Linked DNA regions of Homo sapiens: region 2 is linked to region 1. Evidence: chromatin contacts called from ENCODE Hi-C or POLR2A ChIA-PET data. All regions are on one chromosome and are shown on one strand. Each heading gives the region's core, a stretch centred on a gene start or an enhancer-like site at or near the end of the contact. The rest is flanking DNA. Distances are from core to core; before and after follow the strand shown. Region 1 has its middle 210 kb from the start of CASC17. Region 2 has its middle 5.7 kb from the start of CASC17.

What was found. Hi-C counts contacts between places; a loop is a spot of excess contacts on that map. ChIA-PET counts read pairs that join two places held with the same protein, here RNA polymerase II (POLR2A). Pooled maps may share reads with other maps.
Region 2: a loop to region 1 is called in a map of mammary epithelial cell, with 5 times the contacts of the local background. The contact joins two enhancer-like sites. A Hi-C loop is called at or near these places in 1 of 168 maps with a recorded cell type or tissue (mammary epithelial cell) and 1 of 50 pooled maps. POLR2A ChIA-PET finds 5 or more read pairs at or near these places in 1 of 52 experiments (PC-9).

What each region holds. Positions count from the first base shown.
Region 1 is chr17:71,409,054-71,414,677 of GRCh38, forward strand. No RefSeq gene overlaps it. Among named protein-coding and RNA genes, the nearest start is that of CASC17, 210 kb to the left of the region's middle. Within about 2 kb of position 3,943, at least 5 of the 41 ENCODE cell types and tissues checked have a DNase peak (open chromatin) inside an H3K27ac peak, as active enhancers do; they include mammary epithelial cell, where a contact is called at or near this core.
Region 2 is chr17:71,204,867-71,210,874 of GRCh38, forward strand. No RefSeq gene overlaps it. Among named protein-coding and RNA genes, the nearest start is that of CASC17, 5.7 kb to the left of the region's middle. Within about 2 kb of position 3,350, at least 2 of the 41 ENCODE cell types and tissues checked have a DNase peak (open chromatin) inside an H3K27ac peak, as active enhancers do; they include mammary epithelial cell, where a contact is called at or near this core.

The DNA of each region.
Region 1 (5,624 bases), core at 2,693-5,192:
GTAGTCCCAGCTACTCGGGAGGCTGAGGCAAGAGAATGGCGTGAACCCGGGAGGCGGAGCTTGCAGTGAGCCAAGATCGCGCCACTGCACTCCAGCCTGGGTGACAGAGCAAGACTCCGTCTCCAAAAAAAAAAAAAAAAAAAAGATTGCATTTTCTAAATTGAATATACCAAAGTAAACACTTAAAGCAAAGCAAAGCAACCTATTTCTGCATTGCTCTTTTCCCTACCATGTCAACTTATGACTATAACTTGCTATGGTTAATTATTTAGCTGTGTCTGTGCTCTGTCTCAAGTTAAAAGTTAAGTCCCTCTAGGGAAGGAACTATGTATTTACCACTTTGTGTATTTTTCACTTCCTCACTGTACTAGAAATTACTAGTCTTAGTAGAGGTCTCAGAATATTCACTGACATGCTTCTGGGTCATAATCAAACATTTAGGGAGGAATATTACTCAATTTAAGTAAAAATATTTAAGTTGAATTACCAATAGGATCTATAACTTTCAGAGTATCCTGCATCTACGGTTTTAAACTCAGGTGGAGACTAATTTATAAAAAATAAGGATAAAGTATAAAAACAATAAAAATAAATAGATAAATAAACAAATAAAAGTCATGGATGACAGTTTTTAGCATTTATATTTTAGGGACAGAGTCCAATATGCTACTATAATATACCTCCATGTGTATCCCTGTTCAAAAGCTTATTGCTAATTAAAATAAACATTAGATTCCTGAGGTTTACTGAAAATTTTATTGCATTAAAAAAAAGCAAGTGTATGTGAGATGGTAAAAAAAAAAAAGAGCAAGAGAGAGATAAAAGTTAATTAATAGAATCTGGCCTTCTTCCAAAATATACTCTGAGTTTGAGGTATTTGGGATTGGGTAATTTAGGTTGGTTGGTATGTGAAAAACATCTGTCATGATGAGTCTTGCTATAATATGCGACTCACTGGGAAGGCACGGCACCATCTTCATCATCACGATGGGCTTCAAATATGTGCCACTTTCGGCATGACACCATTAAGTGTCTGGGTCCTTATTGGGCAATATTCTGTATTGATTATAATATGTTTTACCTTCTGAGGTTGGCTTGGAAAGTTGAATGGTAAGCAAAGTCATTAGTTGCCCTTGGAGTTGATTTATATCTCCATTGGGAGGTAGTTTTTCCACCACTTTTTCTTAAATGGAGTTGGGTTTGGAGTACCCTATCTGGTACTATTTATAATCTATTAGTCCCCATTTACTACAGGGTCTGGAACTAATTGCACATAAAAATTCCCAACTAGTTTCTGAATCAAAATAGTTATTTTTATGGCTAGAGCCAGGTTTTCCAAAGGGTGTACCATGAAATACTAGTGCCATAAGATGCTCCCCAAAAAGAATTTTATTGTTCAAATAAATTTGAGGGAAAACAGTCCATTGATGCTCTCTTTTGTTGGTATATTGCTAGATTTTGGGGTCCACAATAGCAGAATCAGTGTAAACATTATTATCGTTGAAGCAACTAGCATAATGACCAGCAAATAGAAGACATGTAAAAATATTATCGATAAATTAATGAACACTTAAACAATTCTGCAGTAAAGAAAGCACTTAGCTTTGCTCATTTAAACATTTCCCAATTTGTAACAGTCATGGAACCATTTTTTCGCATAAAAAACATTATAAACAGCTTATCTTCCAAAGAACATCTTGTAGGGAACTCTTGTCTAGAGTATTAAACACATTCATTAAAATAATTTTATGTATACATTCACTCATTCAATGTTCATGTTTTAGTACCTACTAAGTTCTATGTTCCGGGAACATATTAACAAAACATAAGCTCTGCCATTATTGATCTTTTAGACTACTAGGAGAAATATGACAGAGTCTTGTTTTTAAAACAAGGCAACATGTAGTAAGTGTCATATGAGAAGTGGGAATACGAAGATTACAAAGTGAGAAATGAACAAAAAATATCCACATTTGGATATCCTCCTCATGATATAAAATTTAAGAAGTAGTGTTCATTTGTATGATTTATGAAAGGTTATTTCTCACACTGCAAAGGTCAAGAAAGTACCACAAAATAATGAAATGCTCTCACTGTAAGACAAAAAGGAGTAGTGGAGACTGTTTAAAAAGTTTATGCTCAGCCGGGCTTGGTGGCTCCTGCCTGTAATCCCAGCACTTTGGGAGACCGAGGCAGGCAGATCGCCTGAGGTCAGGAGTTCGAGATCAGGCTGGCCAACATAGTGAAACCATGTCTCTACTAAAAATACAAAAAATTAGCCAAGTGTGGTGGCAGGCGCCTGTAATCCCAGCTACTCGGGAGTCTGAGGCAGAAGAATCGCTTGAAACCGAGAGGCGGAGGTTGCAGGGAGCCAAGATCATGCCATTGCACTCCAGCCTGGGCAACAAGAGTGAAACTCCATCTCAAAAAAAAAAAAGAAAAAAAAAGTTCATGCTCTGTTCTCACTCATAAGTGAGAGTTGAACAATGAGAACACATGGACACAGGATGGGGGACTTCACACACTGGGGCCTGTTGGGTTGGGGGAAAGGGAGGGAGAGCATTAGGACAAATACCTAATGCATGCGGGGCTTAAAACCTAGATGACAGGTTGGTGAGTGCAGCAAACCACCATGGCACATTTATACCTACGTAAAAAACCTGCATGTTCTGTCTATGTATCCCAAAACTTAAAGTAAAATAAATAAATAAATAAAATACCTATAAAAAAGTTCACACTCATATTAAAGGACGCAGTTGGCAAATGGATAGAACTAACTATTATCATGGACTTCATGCTGGCAAGTCTTCTGATCTGTTATGAGAAGTCACAAATCTGGATTTTGATCTACAATATTCTCATTATATCCTTATTTATTTTACATATCAACAAAGCTGACTCCATTACACACATATACCTATATACTTGTAAGGTAGATTAAATAGACACATTAACCTTTTTTTCAAAAATTATGCTAAAATTACAATAATGCATTTTTTTTTTTAAATACGTGAGCCTTGAGGATGTACAAAATTGGTGAAGGACGATAGTTGAAATGTTGTGGAAGCTGGTAAGGGGATGGCCCAGTGGTAATGGATTTAGCTGACCCAAGAAAGCAAAATCCCAAGCTTGGAATGAGGAAAGCTAAATTCTCTCAGAATTTTCAAAAAAGCTCAGTCAGTGGTATCTCATACCTCTGCAACTCGGGGAGAAGGCAGGATGGCTAACATCAGAAGGGCTGAGAAGCTGATGGAGACATATTGAGAGATCCCCACCTGTCCACTGTAACACATTCTGAGCAAACTGTTCTTCCCTACACGTTTGATACTATAGATTGGTCCCGTGGCTAGTATAAAATCGAGGGTCTGTGGATTGCAGGATGGCAGACAAGGATGAGAATGTGGATACTGTAAAGAATGAAAACAAGGGATTAAGCAGCCACATGCATCCTGAATCTTAAAAGGAATCACCCTGCACCCCAGCCTTCTTTCCCCATTTGGCACCAAACAGATGGGTGACCCGATTGTTAATCTTCAGACAGGAAATTGGGAAAATGTTTTCCTGAAAATCTGACTAGTGTTCCCTTAGGATCCTGACATCAAGGGATCCCAAACCAATAGCTCCCCAAATTATTCTACAGTAAACCTAAGAGCAATTCCAACAGCATGACTCTAATTGGTGGATTAGTCTTCATAGAGCAGAAAGCCCCAAATCAACAGATAATTTTTTTTAAAGACTCTAACATAGAAGATAGTGGTCAAAATGAATAAAGAGAGGTGGAAGAGAAACTATACAGGAAAAAAACAAATTTTTCGAAGTGCGACTTATAAGTGGGACCTATAAGCCTCTGTAAGTGTAGACAGTGGAACATATTAACCCAGTGAAAAGACTTCTGCCAGATATTTTGTACGAGGCTCATACTGTAGTTGCACCAGGCATACCAGCTTGATGAGTCTTGGGTTACTCAAGCCTTACTCATGAGCTTGCCCGCTGATTTACCCAGAAAGAGATTTTGTAAACTCTCAGGGAACTGAAACCAGAGCTACTGCTCAGTTTATTTTCTCTGTGGACATCTCATGTAAGTCGTAGCAACATTACCCTATCCTTACACAGCCAGGATTGTGCTTGCTACTCAGGTACACAAACTGAACAGTAAATTGTTTAGATACATGCACAGGTGTACAAATTTAAAATCAAATAAGCAAGTAAGTGAATGATTATCCGAAAAGTCAGGATAGTGATTATTTCCAGAGGAAGGAGGGTGTATTAGATTCCTATGACCACTATTAAATAAATTACCACAAACTTAGTGACTTCAAGCAACATGAGTGTATTCTCTTATACTTCTAGAATTCAAGGGGTAAAATCAAGATATTGGCAGGGCTGTCTTTCTTCTGGAGGCATTATGAGAGAATCTGTTTCCTTTTTTTTTCTAGCTTCTAGAGGCCTTCTGAATTTTTTTTGGTTTATGGCTCATCATGACAACCTTTGGTTTCCTCATCATATCTTTCTTTTCTGACTCTGATTCCTCCCGCACCCTCATATGAGGATCTTTATGATTACTTTGAGCCCACTTGGTTAATCCAACATAATCTCCCCATCTCAAAGTTCTTACTTTAACCACAGCCGCGAAGTCCCTGTTGCCACCTGAGGTAACCTATTCACAGGTTCTGGGGATTAGGATAGAGACATCATTGAGGTGTCATTATTCTATCACAGAAGGGGATGCAATCTGGGAGAGTCACTTGGGGGTTTTTGGTTTAAGATAAGCTGCACAATGGATGGCAAGTGTTTATTTTGCTTTTTATCATTCAACTGTACATATATATTTTATATACATTCCTGCAAGTCACATGTTTCACAAAAATGGGCTACACGTGTTATATATATGGGTCAAGTTTAGCTCCTTGTGTCTAGTTAGCAAATTTAATCTAGGATAATACTTATGTTGCAGGTTTACAACAGTGAGAAAGATGATACAGAGATTACTTCCTGCTTTTCTCTCTGACACAACTGTCTTTTTTTTTTTTTTTTTGAGACAGAGTTTCACTCTGTCACCCAGGCTGGAGTGCAGTGGCGCATTATCACAGCTCACTGCATCCTCAACCTCTCACACTCAGATGATCCCCCCACCTCAGCCTCCTGAGTAGCTGGGACTACAGGCATGCACCACCACAGCCAACTAATTTTTGTAGATATGGGGGTTTCGCTATGTTGCTCAGGTTGGTCTCAAACTTCTAGGATCAAGATATCTGCCTGCTTCAGCCTCCCAAAGTGCTGGAATTACAGGCATGAGCCACCACGCCTGGCAGTGATTTCTTCTTAATTACAGCCTAATTTCCTTTGGACTTGAGGCTGTAAGCAAGAGCAATGTGTTTGTCTTTTAGAATGAAGTAGGGCAGTAGTATTAACAGTTTCATGTAATGGTCAATTGATATATGTCATTGTATTAGGCTCTTCTTGTATTGCTATAAAGAAATACCTGAGACTGGGTAATTTATAAAGAAAAGAGGTTTAATTAGTTCTTGGTTCTGCAGGCTGTATAGGAAGCATGGCACCTGCATATGCTTGCCTTCTGGGGAGTACTCAGGGAGGTTTTATTCATGACAGGAGGTAAAGCGGGA
Region 2 (6,008 bases), core at 2,100-4,599, 200 kb before region 1:
TGAATATATAAATATATTAATATATATAAATATATGAATATATATAAATATGAATATATATGAATATATAAAAATGTATGAATATTTAAAGGATATATATGTGTGTATATATATATTTTTAGACTATATATGCTGCACACTAAACCCCACCTTTACGACACTTCCCAGGGAACCCTGCCTGTGACAAATATGCAGTTAAATTAGCTAATATTTATTGAGCATATACTAGGTTCACTGCATGTTGATATTTTTATTTTACTCTCACATCAACCAGTAAGGTAGGCACTATTTCTATTAAAATCAGTTGTATACAAGATAGCACACTTTAAATGAATAAAGTAATAATAAACCCATATGTAACCAGCATGCTGTGTTGTAACACAAGGTAACTGAATTTTCTTTCTTTCCTCACTGGCCTAAATATTACAAAGATACTTAACCCGAAGATGAAGGCATATATATGTGGTCCAGAACACATCTTAAGAAGAACAGAAAAGGATTTTATACATTTTAGGGTTTCAATTGAAAGTATCCTGAAATCTAAATAAAATTCACCAAAAGAGATAACCTTCAGCTATTTAGAAAGCTTATTATTTTCCTTTCATTCCCTTGTGATCCTGTGGATGAATGAGGTTTTAATATCATTTTATAAATGTGAATGATACTGGTTAAAAATTTAAGTTCCTCATAATCTCAACATTTTTACTTGTTCTGAAATAGAATGCCATTAAAGACTATAATACTACATGGGTACCACCTATTACTACTGTATATAAACATATGAATACATATGTTTGTCAAGTATGGTAAAAATATTTTCACCTCATTAGCAGACTTACTTTGTGGGATCCAGTGTGGGACCCCACAAATTCATATGCATTCTTTACAAATCTAAATCACCAATTAGAATGGCAATCATTAAAAAGTCAGGAAACAACAGGTGCTGGAGAGGATGTGGAGAAATAGGAACACTTTTACACTGTTGGTGGGACTGTAAACTAGTTCAACCATTGTGGAAGTCAGTGTGGCGATTCCTCAGGGATCTAGAACTAGAAATACCATTTGACCCAGCCATCCCATTACTGGGTATATACCCAAAGAACTATAAATCATGCTGCTATAAAGACACATGCACACGTATGTTTATTGCGGCATTATTCACAATAGCAAAGACTTGGAACCAACCCAAATGTCCAACAATGATAGACTGGATTAAGAAAATGTGGCACATATACACCATGGAATACTACGCAGCCATAAAAAATGATGAGTTCATGTCCTTTTTAGGGACATGGATGAAATTGGAAATCATCATTCTCAGTAAACTATTGCAAGGACAAAAAACCAAACACCGCATGTTCTCACTCATACGTGGGAATTGAACAATGAGAACACATGGACACAGGAAGGGGAACATCACACTCTGGGGACTGTTGTGGGGTGGAGGGAAGGGGGAGGGATAGCACTGGGAGATATACCTAATGCTAAATGACGAGTTAATGGGTGCAGCACACCAGCATGGCACATGTATACATATGTAACTAACCTGCACATTGTGCACATGTACCCTAAAACTGAAACTATAATAATAATAAAATAGAAAAAAAAAGAAATTGCTTTAGCAAAAATGTTCTCTATTTTAAATGCCTTTGAGTCTGGATCATTTGCTAAATCATATTCCTGAACTCATTGTGGCACATCTTTTAAGTCTGCAGTTATGGCCCCATGTTTCTGAGCATATTGTATTTTGTATTTAGGTCTCTTAGTGTTCTGGTTCATATGAAATGGCGCTATTTATTTATTATAAGATCTCACATTTGTTTTAGCCATCACAAGTTAATGTTAGGATGAATTAGGCCCTAGAGATGTAATATCATCTTTAAAAAGCTGCTCTGAAGACAGAAAGCTGAGAATCAAAGCATAAAAAGAACTAAGGTACAAAGTCTGAGTGTCTAAGTTCATATTTCTTGCATGTAACTACGTGAACAGATTAGATCCACAATCACTTTTTTTTTGGTCAAAAAACAGCTCTTAGACTGCAAGGAGAATGTGCAATGCATAGGAATGACTGGATAGAGATGTCTGTCCAATGACTTTGGGCCAAAGGTGGGGTAAAAAATGATGAATGGTTCTGCGAAACTACTGTTCTCTCTTTACTTGCTCTTGACTTCACATTTCTCAATATTTTTCAAAACAACAATGATGTTTGAAAGACCATGTCATTTGGTTGATTTTTAACATGTTAATGTCCCCTAAATATACTACCATTTAGCCAAATTATCTGAGGTTGTGAACTTTCTGAAGAAATCAAGAAATCATGCAAAACAGAGTCTGAAAGAGCTGAAGGTAGCTAGTAATTAAATCCAATCTATACAAGTATTAGAAAACCCCAAGCACAACTACATTTTGTGAACTAAGGTAGTCAGCAATTTGCAACCACCTGGTTTTCCTAAGGGCCTAGCACAGTGTCAAACCAATTTAAACAAGCATTTATTGAGCATTTTTATGTGTCTGGCATGGTATTAAGTACAACAGATTTAAAGGTCATTCATTGGCCCTGCCCTTGAGCACTCAATATTAATTGAAAAGTTTTCTACAAAATGTAGGCATTAAATTATTACTATGGCAAACAAGTTTATAATGTGATAGGTCAAATACTCGTTTATTAAAGTGTTAGGGATATATATCTATATATATATATATATATAGATATATATACACACATATATATGTGTTGCATTTCAGGTTATGGCCATTTAGCCATATTGTTAGAAGCCACACTGGAGTGCGCTCAATAGAAATATATCCTGTGGACGTGCTTGAGGAAAGAAACTCACATTTTCTCTTAAACCTTCAAGATACTTCATCTGGGCCTTAAGGGAAAACCATAAGGTCAAATAATTCTAATTGTTACAAAGCAATATCCAGTAGCAGAGTACCAAATATTGCAAGAGTTTATCGACACCTGAAAGGCAATTCTGGATATTTTTAGGTAGATTTTATGGAAGTGGACAGGACTGCGGAGGAGACCTTGTATTAGAAGCCAACCATCATCGCCACAATGACAATATCATACAAATGCTTTATTTAAGCCCCTTCATCTAACACTTTACATCTACTTTGTTTCTAGATGATTTTAAACATTGCTCATGTCTTAATATAATTTGTTCCAGAGACTTTTCAGGAGTTTAATAAGTGGCTAACTTAAAGTAACATCAGAGGCTGTCTCTATGAAGCTAATGGTTCTATGACATAGTCATCACTGAGTTCCCAGGTTGTCCATACCAAAATAGAGTTTATGATGTGTATGCCCCTGCCCAAACATGCTTTATATGCCAGGGGGTGTTGAAATGATGTCCTGCTGGCACAGGTTCTGTTTACCACATTGCCTTGACTTCATGAGTTGGGGCACATTCTATTTGGGTTGCGCAAGCCAAGATCATCATTGCATAAAGCAGGAACCCACAAATTGCTATTTCTTAGGTGACCCGATAGTGTCTGTTCACAGCAAAGGCTGAATGAGAATTACCCCTGGTTTCTTTGGGACGTGGCAAAGCAAACTTACTCAGAGTTCCTTGGTTGAATCCAAAAAAGAAGTCATCTACTAAGATGAGTCACTGTTGAGCAAAAACCTTGTCTGCTACTCTCTTTAAAGGTTATGTGCTCTTCTAAAATTACATATTTTGATTGATATATTAATGTGGCTATATTGTGGTTGCCTAGAGACAACTTGGAACCCAGTGAGTTGGATGATGATGTTCTTTGTCACTGATTACATCATCTCAGACTTCATGCTCCATTCATACCTTAGAGGGACAGAAATATACTTGCCCTTTTCACTGACGAAAGAAGAGATATTTTTAGATTTTGCCTTCCTCATTTCTATTAGGCAATTTTTTTAAATTTATACTTTAAGTTCTGGGATACATATGCAGAATGTGTAGGTTTGTTACATAGGTATACACGTGCCATGGTGGTTTGCTGCACCCATCAACCCGTCATCTACATTACGTATTTCTCCTAATGCTATCCCTCGTCTACACCCTCACCGCACAACAAGCCCCAGTGTGTGATGTTCCCCTCCCTGTGTCCATGTGTTCTCATTGTTCAACTCCCACTTATCAGTGAGAACATGCAGTGTTTGGTTTTCTGTTCCTGTGTTAGTTTGCTGAGAATGATGGTTTCCAGCTTCATCCATGTTCCTGCAAAGGACATGAACTCATCCTTTTTAATGGCTGCATAGTATTCCATGGTATATATGTGCCACATTTTCTTTATTCATTTGGGATAAGGTCTATCATTGATGGGCATTTGGGGAATGGGAGGGCATTTTATTCATTTGATAAATATCCTGTCATGTAGTTTAATATATTTGTAAATCTTTTGGGTTGAGTATTATCACTTTAAAGAGACTAAAGAGACAGAAATGACAGTAAACGAAGAAAGAAAAACTTTGCAAATTATTTTCTTTTGTCTTATTTATTAACTCAGAGCAAAATGTATAAACACCTATCATTATGGTTGTTAATTATGTTCCCCCAGCTTTATAATTGTGATCATCTGAGATACCATGATAGACATCCTAAGTCTCTTGACAAGATCAATTGAAAAAAAAGATAGGTCATCATTGCATATGCAGTTGCCCAAAGAGCCAAGATCTCAAGAAATTTTGTTTTTCACAAACGCAGATGTACAAAAAGGACATCTCTTCATTTATCTAGCATGTGGCAATGTTTTTACATACGTGCACAATGCTTATACACAAAGTCAGTGTTCTCATACTGTACTTTTATGGAGTCAAATTTGCCAAAAACAGAATAAATGATTTAGAACTCTCAAGAGTCTTTACAAAATATATACCAGTATTGGAAATGGTGTGAAGATGAAATACATAGCATAAAAGTTATACAAAATAATGCTAACAACTTAAAATAGCGGGGATAACAGGAAAAAAAACAAAACAAAAAACCCTAAAACTGGCTAAAAATAAAATCTGACATATGTAAATGCATATCACAGGGATAGATTAGGAACAATTTCATGAAGGTAGTCCCTAAGGGCTGGCCAGCCTTGATAATCATTAACTATGATTAATAAGTCTTGCATTGCAATGAATAGCTGCTTTTTATCTTTGAGGGCATGGCTTTCCTGGGAGAATATATTCACATTCATTTTCTACATGACGCTATTCTTTATGAAATTCTTCTACGATTCAATATATACCAACATGAGCATTCCCTATTAAATTTTCCTGTCTTCTGCGTCATGGTTCTATGTAGTTTGGGGTATACAGGAATCCATTTCCCATGTACTTATATAGAGACCCCAAATTCGGCAGAAACAGTACAAGTAATCAAACAGCAAAAATTGTGTTAAAACCTTTTTATCCTACTGTGGACATAATTATTTTCTAACCAGTCAGTGACTTTGCTGACTTCTTCAGGCAAATGTGGCTTTAATTCAATAAAAGCTCCTGAATTTTTATCAACTGAAAGGGATGTCAGTGTAGACAAGTGACACATTTTTAAGCTGATATTTTTGTCATTGCCATTGTGGCCAATTTACTCATCTGAATTTTCCACCAAATGCAATTTACTCATCTGAATTTTCCACCAAATGCAATAAGAAAGCAACAGTTCTGCCTACTATGATGCCACCAATATGAAGCCAGTATCCTACACACAGTTACAACCTCAAGGAAACCCTTTCTTATAATTTGACTTTCAGGATTTTGATATTTGAGATTTTAACAATTTGAGATTCTGATTCTTGAGATTTTAGATATTAGGGAATTTAGATGTTAGAGATTTTAATCTTTTGGAATTGCAACATTTGGAATTATGGCATTTGGGACTGTGTCTTTCAGAATTATGGTTGGCAGTGGTGCTCTCCTATAGCTACAAGGATCAGAGAAACTCTTCTCTTTGCAGAAGAGTTTTTTAATGATCCTCAAAAGATCAAAACAATTAAACATTTGGAGATAAGAAGGCCACTGGCTGATTATTTGA